2 separate regions of the Homo sapiens genome follow, and region 1 is linked to region 2. A link is an interaction called in ENCODE POLR2A ChIA-PET data of the cell type or tissue named here. Cell type or tissue: B cell. All regions are shown on one strand.

Evidence for each region. Peaks named below come from ENCODE experiments on the same cell type or tissue, not always from the same donor. Only the 100,000 strongest peaks of a DNase experiment are listed, where the experiment ranks them.
Region 1: POLR2A ChIA-PET joins it to region 2 with 5 read pairs; 4 of 35 experiments call an interaction of 5 or more read pairs at or near these places.

Annotation. Positions count from the first base shown.
Region 1 is chr4:2,439,711-2,443,710 of GRCh38, reverse strand. It overlaps CFAP99 (cilia and flagella associated protein 99), which reads right to left. Exons shown (of 16, transcript NM_001193282.4): 5 at 469-581. Among named protein-coding and RNA genes, the nearest start is that of CFAP99, 23 kb to the right of the region's middle. In B cell, CTCF peaks have their summits at 1,676 and 1,877 (motif pointing right); a DNase peak (open chromatin) is centred at 1,870.
Region 2 is chr4:2,509,458-2,513,457 of GRCh38, reverse strand. It overlaps RNF4 (ring finger protein 4), which reads right to left. Exons shown (of 8, transcript NM_002938.5): 5 at 1,493-1,502; 6 at 861-1,020; 7 at 327-375. Among named protein-coding and RNA genes, the nearest start is that of FAM193A, 25 kb to the left of the region's middle. In B cell, no CTCF peak of the experiment used is centred here; a DNase peak (open chromatin) is centred at 1,537; H3K27ac peaks cover 2,978 bases.

The DNA of each region.
Region 1 (4,000 bases), 70 kb after region 2:
AGGAACTGATCTGTGGCTTCCTCAGCTCCCTCCACCCTCACCCCTACTCCGCACTCTTGGGATCTGCAGAGAGGCCAAAGGCCCTGCAGAGTCCCCACAGGACTAGAACCACTGACGCAGCCCCAGCCAGCATGTAGGCTCCAGCACAGAAGGGCCGGCTCTGCCCCATTCACTCAGCCAGTCCTGAAATGGCCTTCAGCCACCCGCCACGTGTCAGCTGACTGGCATGGAGGGAGCCCAGGCTGGGGCTTGGGCAGTTGGACCACGTCTTTTCCTCCCCGCGAGGCTGTGGGGCCAGCCTGGGACTTGGGGCTTCTCCGAAGATCTCATCCGAACACGGAGTGATTACTGACACTCATAGAGCTTCTGGGAGCAGGAAGGGGAACGTGGAGCTCCCGTGCCCGTGGAGGCACCTGGAATGGGGTGCAGATGCCATTCAGGGCCCCCAGAGCCCCCCATCCAGCCTACCTCATCAGGGGGTCGATCCAGTTCTCCTTCACGTGGGCTGGCTCGTAGATGAGGCTCCACTCATCCTTGATCCATGAGCACAGGTGCAGGGGGTTGAAGAAGAACCTGAGGAACTGGGGTGGACGGGGGCTGTCAGGGGGCCGGAGCCCTGGGCCCAACCCCTCACCGGGCAAAGTCCCCAGCACCCCCAGTGAGCTCCCTGCCCCCAAGGCCCCCAGCACCCCCAGTGGCTCCCCCCAAGGCCCCCAGCACCCCAGTGAGCTCCCTGCCCCCAAGGCCCCCAGCACCCCCAGTGGCTCCCCCCAAGGCCCCCAGCACCCCAGTGAGCTCCCTGCCCCCAAGGCCCCCAGCACCCCCAGTGAGCTCCCTGCCCCCAAGGCCACCGCGCAGGGTGTGCTTCTGGGACTGTCACCACGGAACTCTGATGCTGGTGCTGGAGGCCTGGACCTTGGCTCCCCTTCCAGCTGGGAGGAGCAGCCCCCGGGGTCCCTGGGTGGGCTGCCGTGGGGAGGGGGTGCCTGAGAAGCTGGCGGCACATCCTCAGCTTGGAGGGCCTTGTCCAGTCAACTTCCCGAAAGCCAGTTGGATGGGGAGCCGAGGGTCCGGGGCTCCATGGTGACGGCCCCAGAAGCACATCCTGAATGGTGGTCTTGGGGGCAGGGAGTTGACTTGGGAGGTGGCCGAGGAGGCACGGGCTGAGCGGGGGTAATGGTGGGCAGGATGGCGGCTTCTGTGTGCCGGCCAGGCAGGGCCTGCAGTCACTGCTGTGCCTCCCCAGGGTGGCCACCCTCCCCAGCAGCCTCCCCTCGGGCCTCCACGCCCTTCTCTTCTCCATGCAGAGGAAACCAGGGATCCCTCTAGAGCCTTCCGCAGCTGCTTCCACCCCCTTTCCCACCCCTTCCCATTTCAGCTGCACGCTGTTACTGCTTCCTCCCTCAAGGGGGCCATTTTCCCTGCCCCGAGGCTGGGGTCTCTACTTACCTTCCTTCTGGCCACCCCCATTTGGGAGCAGACCTTTTGTGCTTTCCTGAGTCCCCTGGGACAGACTCAGCACTGGTCCCTGCCCCCACCCAATCCCTCCATCTCCAAACCCCATCCCCACACTCAGCGTCTCAGCTGGGGTGCTCCCACCAGGACACAGCCCTGTATTGAGGCCCCCATCCTCACTGGGGTGTGGTGGGACAGCCCTACCCGGAACCTGCTGGAGTTGGGGTGGGGCTTTGCGGTGGGTCTGACTCCCCCTCTGCCAGCGGGCAGATTCCCTGGAGCTGTGGGGCCATCAGCCCCCTACAGGTGTCTCAGGGCCACTCCCTGCAGAGTGAGGAGCGCCACCTCCTGGGAGCCACACCATGTCACCGCCCACCACTCCTGACCATGGTGGTACCAGCACCCAAGGTGTGGCCCAGGGGCTTCCCTGGAGAGGCCACAAGGTGGCGTCCCAGTAGCTTGCTCCCCTTCTTCAAGGCCCAGGCTGGCCTCTTCCTGGAGCCCCGAGGCAGGAAGAAGGACCCCAATGGGATAGGCATGGCCCAGCGGGGCATGGGGTGTGGGATGGAGGGAGGCAGTCTCCTGGGCAGTTCCCTTGGGGATTTACGTGGGCAATTCACATGGATCTGCCTCCAGAGGCTCTCTGAGTTGGTAAGTGTGCAGGCACCAGTGTTGGGGGCACCACCCTGTCCCCAACGGTGCTGTGTGGCCAGCGCCCCAAATTCCTAGGGAGTCCCTGCAGCAGCCCCTGAGCACTCTGTCCTGGGCTGGCGCTTTGGGGCTCTGCAGGCCGAGATTGATCCAGGGCCACCTCCACCACTGTGGGACCCAGGGCAAGACAAAACATGGATCTTTGTTCAACAATTTTTTTTTTTTTTTTTTTGAGATGGAGTCTCGCTCTGTCGCCCAGGCTGGAGTGCAATGGCGCCATCTCAGCTCACTGCAACCTCCGCCTCCCAGGTTCAAGTGATTCTCCTGCCTCAGCCTCCTGAGTAGCTGGGATTATAGGCGCGTGCCACCATGACCGGCTAATTTTTTTCTATTTTTAATAGAGACGGGGTTTCACCGTGTTGGTCAGGCTGGTCTCAAACTCCTGACCTCAAGGGATACACCCACTTCGGCCTCCCAAACTGCTGGATTATTGTGCCCGGCCTCAACAATTATTATTATTATTATATTATTATTATTATTATCATTTAGGAAGGGGTCTTGCTCTGTCACCCAGGCTGGAGTGCAGTGGCACAATCATGGCTCACTGCAGCCTCAAACTCCTGGGCTCAAGTGATCCTCCTGCTTCAACTTCGTGAGTGGCTGGAATTACAGGTAAGCACCACCATGCCAGGCTAATTTAAAAAAAATTTTGGCCGGGCGCGGTGGCTGACGCCTGTAATCCCAGCACTTTGGGAGTCTGAGACGGGTGGATCACAAGGTCAGGAGATCGAGACCATCCTGGCTAACATGGTGAAACCCTGTCTCTACTAAAAATACAAAAAAAATTAGCCAGGTGTGGTGGCGGGCGCCTGTAGTCCCAGCTACTCGGGAGGCTGAGGCAGGAGAATGGCATGAACCTGGGAGGCAGAGCTTGCAGTGAGCGGAGATCACGCCACTGCACTCCAGCCTGGGGGACAGAGTGAGACTCCACCTCAAAAGAAAAAAAATATTTTTTTGTAGAGATGGGGTTTTGCTCTGTCGCCCAGGCTGGTCTTGATCTCCTGGGCTCAAGCAAACTTCCAGCTTTGGCCTCCCAAAGTTTTGGGATTACAGGCGTGAGGCACCATGCCCCGCCTGTTCAGCAATTATTAAGAATGTCGGCCGGGCGCGGTGGCTCACGCCTGTAATCCCAGCACTTTGGGAGGCCGAGGCGGGCGGATCACGAGGTCAGGAGATCGAGACCATCCCGGCTAAAACGGTGAAACCCCGTCTCTACTAAAAATACAAAAAATTAGCCGGGCGTAGTGGCGGGCGCCTGTAGTCCCAGCTACTTGGGAGGCTGAGGCAGGAGAATGGCGTGAACCCGGGAGGCGGAGCTTGCAGTGAGCCGAGATCCTGCCACTGCACTCCAGCCTGGGCGACAGAGCGAGACTCCGTCTCAAAAAAAAAAAAAAAGAATGTCAAGCTGGGCGCAGTGGCTCACGCCTGTAATCCCAACACTTTGGGAGGCCGAGGCAGGCGGATCACCTGAGGTCAGGAGTTCGAGACCAGCCTGGCCAACATGGTGAAACCCTGTCTCTACTAAAATACAAAAATTAGCCAGGCGTGATGGCACATGCCGTAATCCCAGCTACTTGGGAGGCTGAGGCAGGAGAATCACTTGAACCCAGGAGGCAGAGGTTGCAGTGAGCCGAGATTGCACCACTGCACTCCAGCCTGGGCGACAGAGCGAGACCCCGTCTTAAAAAAAAAAAAAATGTCAAGATAGTAATAGAAGAGCAGACACCAGTGACTTCTTGTTTCCAGGGTTTGGTTTCTGGTTTCTGGGGTTTGGTTTCTGGTTTCCAGGGAAGCTGGCCCCAACTCAGTCTCCAGGTATCTGCCAGAAAATGCC
Region 2 (4,000 bases):
GTGACAGCCCAAGAGGGTTATGAGGGACCCCAGTAAACACTAGCAGCTTTCAGTTAGAGCCAGGATGGGGCACAAAAAAGGAGGACGCATTTGCACCCGGAAGCTCAGGGCATACAGGAGTATAGGGGCTGAAGGTGAAAGTTGTAGGGTCCAAGGAGAAACTGGCACATTCTCCCCTCACAGGCAGATCTGCAATAAGTGACGGCCCAGGCATGACTGTGAGTAGGGGTGTCCAATCCCACCGAGGGGGAAGATCCTGTCTCATCCAATTCTTTCAGTGAAGTTTAGAAACCAGAAGCCTGGAAGATACAGCTTGGTTTACTTACCTCTGAGTATCCGTCCATGCAGATGGGACAACTGACAGTACCTGAGGGCCTAAGAGCACAGTGCTTCACGTTAGTTTCTCAGTCAACGCAAACATTTTATTATACCCTGTCACGTGAGTGGCCCCTATCCCCTACAAGAGTCCCGTCCCTGGCCTCCTGACTCTGCCTTAGCGCGGGCATCCGAGAGACTTTCAGGAAAGCCAACTGCCCCAAGGGCATGTGGGAGGGTGAACATGAGAAGGTGCACACAACCTGAGTCACCCTGCCCTCCCCCAGGCCCCTACCAGCCCCAGGATCCCTGTCTGGGGCCACTGGGACTGTCTGCACACACTGTGTCAGCGCTTGGCATCCTCTGGTTACAGTGGGAATAGCTGGACTCAGTTCTGGACCCAGTTCCAACTGTATCCAGATGCTGGGTAGAGGCTTGGGCAAGCCCTTCCAGGGCCAAGGGCTCACAGATTTGCTGAAAAGTATTCCCATGCCCTGGCCCCACATCCTAGCATGGCGGCAGCAGAGCTGGGGGCACGTTGGTACCTGAGGCCTGTAGCGCCCTCATCCCTGGCGTTTCTGGGAGTATGGGTAGTCACATATACGTCTCTGTCCCTGGACAACTCCTCATCGTCACTGCTCACCACACAGCTGTCAGCATGGTCCTGGGGCAGCCTCCTAGCATTCCTCCTTGGTCTTCTTCTTTCTAAGGTAAGAGGTCACATTTTCAGGTTGGAGGCTCTCTACTCTTACCATCCTCACCACTCCCATCCTGACGCCTCTTAAGACCCTCTTCCTTCCCTGCCTGGGACCCCCAGAGACAAACTGCTGCCATGCTCAGCTATAACCCAGAAGGTTCTGCCCAGCTCTGGAGGCCACTATCTTATCTTCCCAGGAGAAACCCCCCAACCCCTGCTGTGAGCTACCAGCCTTCTCCAAAATCTGGTAGGCCACAAGAAAGGACTATAGCTCAGTGCTCAATGATAGTGGTGAAGTTTCTTCAGCAGGCACAAGGGGGACTGGCTGTGTGGGTCTGACCACAGCATCTGCGAAGGCATCTTCCTGCTTGGAGCGCTCCAAGCCCTTGGGGATGGTCTGGCAAGACCTGCAGCACCGCGGCTCTCACCTATGCCAGTTTCCTCTCCAAACCCAGTGAAAAAGGAAACGAAACCACTCACCGTCAACAATCTTGTAAACAGAAGGAGAAAAACAAAAGAGAAAGAAGCAATCAGTTTGATATAAGTGATAAACGAAGCCATTTCTTTTTTCTGACGTGTGACACCCTCTGTGGAACCCTCTGGTGAGCAGCAGAGGCCCCACCCTCCTCCCACCCACAGAGGATCTGTGCACCTCTCCCAGTCAGTCAAGCCCACTTCCCAAGTCACTCCACCTCCCAGCTGATGTGCTGTGTCTCTCCCTGCTGGGTGTTTAGTGGAGTCTCCTGGAGCGTGAACACAGCCACAGCCACACCATGTGCTGACTGCAAGACCTGGGGACCTTCCTTACTATCTGGGGGCTGCCACAGCCACACCATGTGCTGACTGCAAGACCTGGGGACCTTCCTTACTATCTGGGGGCTGCCACAGCCACACCATGTGCTGACTGCAAGACCTGGGGACCTTCCTTACTATCTGGGGGCTGCCACAGCCACACCATGTGCTGACTGCAAGACCTGGGGACCTTCCTTACTATCTGGGGGCTGCCACAGCCACACCATGTGCTGACTGCAAGACCTGGGGACCTTCCTTACTATCTGGGGGCTGCCACAGCCACACCATGTGCTGACTGCAAGACCTGGGGACCTTCCTTACTATCTGGGGGCTGCCACAGCCACACCATGTGCTGACTGCAAGACCTGGGGACCTTCCTTACTATCTGGGGGCTGCCACAGCCACACCATGTGCTGACTGCAAGACCTGGGGACCTTACTTACTATCTGGGGGCTGCAGCTTTCTCTTCTGAAGCAGAGTCACCAGAGCCCACATCTGACTGTGCTGTTGTGAGGGTTACGTGAGGCAGTGAACATTTAGACAGCACTAGGGGCATGATGCTCTCTCAAGCTGACGCGACCAATGTAGGCCACTGCCAAGGTGGAGCCTTCATGTGGAGGAGGATTTGCATTGCTCAGTAGGTTGTTACAAGTAACTAACAGAGAAAAGCAGGCTATGCATGACCAATGCGTGTGACACACACCAAGGATTGAACACAATCCAATTCTCTGTCCTGGGGGCCTAAGAACCTGACAAGCCTCTCACCTGCCAGCTCAGAACTTACATCTAGACAATTTCTGCTCCAACAGTTTCAAACGTGGTTCCTCCCACCTTCTGGCCAAGTGCTCTTACCCATCTAGGGGGGCCAGTGGAACGCCCTTTCCCTCTTGCTGAGCACGTAGGAGGGGCTGTTTCAGGAAAGTTCTCACCACCAAAGCCCTACTGCTCACCTCACCCTGCCTGTCCCCTGGGCAGGACATCCTGCCCTACAGTGACAAGAAGCTCTAATCCTCTACTCTGACTCCCGTGCAGCCAGGATCCTAGACGTGAACCGAGTTCCCTCAAACAGACACACTCATGCTACTGGCAGGGCAGGGGATGGAGGCCGATTTGAGCTGCTGAGGGTGTTGGCACTGGCAGGCACAGCTGCATCCTGAAGAAACACTTCTGGCAGAGGCTGCTATGTCTTGAGCCCAGGCCTCTCCTCCCTAGAAAGGGTCTGCAGTACTGTCTACACGAACCCAAAGATATGAGTGCAGGGGGTGGATGCCGCCTCCAGACCTTCTTCATGGAGCAGACACAGCAGCTCCCTAGGTGGGTCAATGCTTCGAGGTCAAGAGTTATTCCTGGAGACCCAGCCCAGACACTGCTGATTTAGGCTTCTCCTTCCATGTTAAAATCCACTAAGCTTAGGAATAATTAGAGTGGATTTTGTTTCCCAAATGGCATCCTGACATACACAAACGGCCATGCAGGAAGAATGCAGGACTGAGTATAAAGGTCTTTGATTTGAGGATGAGAATATAATCCACATACGTGGAGCCACTGAAACGTGCTCCCCTTTCCTCTTAGAGGAGACTGCAGACGGTGAAAAGGGAAATCTGGGGACAATCAGTCAACCTCACCATCAGGACCAAACTTACCAGGGCCGGCACAATGTACTGTCCGCATGAAATCTAGAAAAGGAGGCTCTGGTAACAGTGCTGGCCCTTGGGGAAAGCCTTGGGTTTAGCTGGGAGCAAAAGCAAATTCTTCTGTGGCTAGAAATGACCCCAGCTTTCTACAGCTCCAACATGCCCCCACCCTCTGCCAAGATGACCCACTAATTAGGTGTGGACACCTGGAAAGGGTATGACACTCCCAGTGCCCCAGCCATGACAGTGCGCGTACTGAGTCTTTATGGTCTCTTGTGAGTCATACCCAGCTTGCCTGTGGATGGTACCAAACTGAGGCCTGTCCTGAGCACTGAGCCCAGGGGCTGCTGGCAAGCAGCAGGTGATACACACACAACTACTGGGGTGCATAAGAACAGGGTCGCCAGAGTGTTTCCTCACTGGTAACAATTCTGACTGTCCCCGCTTTTAATGAGAGAAAAACAGCTTCCAGATGAGTCTTCAGTATAAGAACAACACCACAGGCTGGGCGCGGTGGCTCACACCTGGAATCTCAGCACTTTGGGAGGCCGAGATGGGCGGA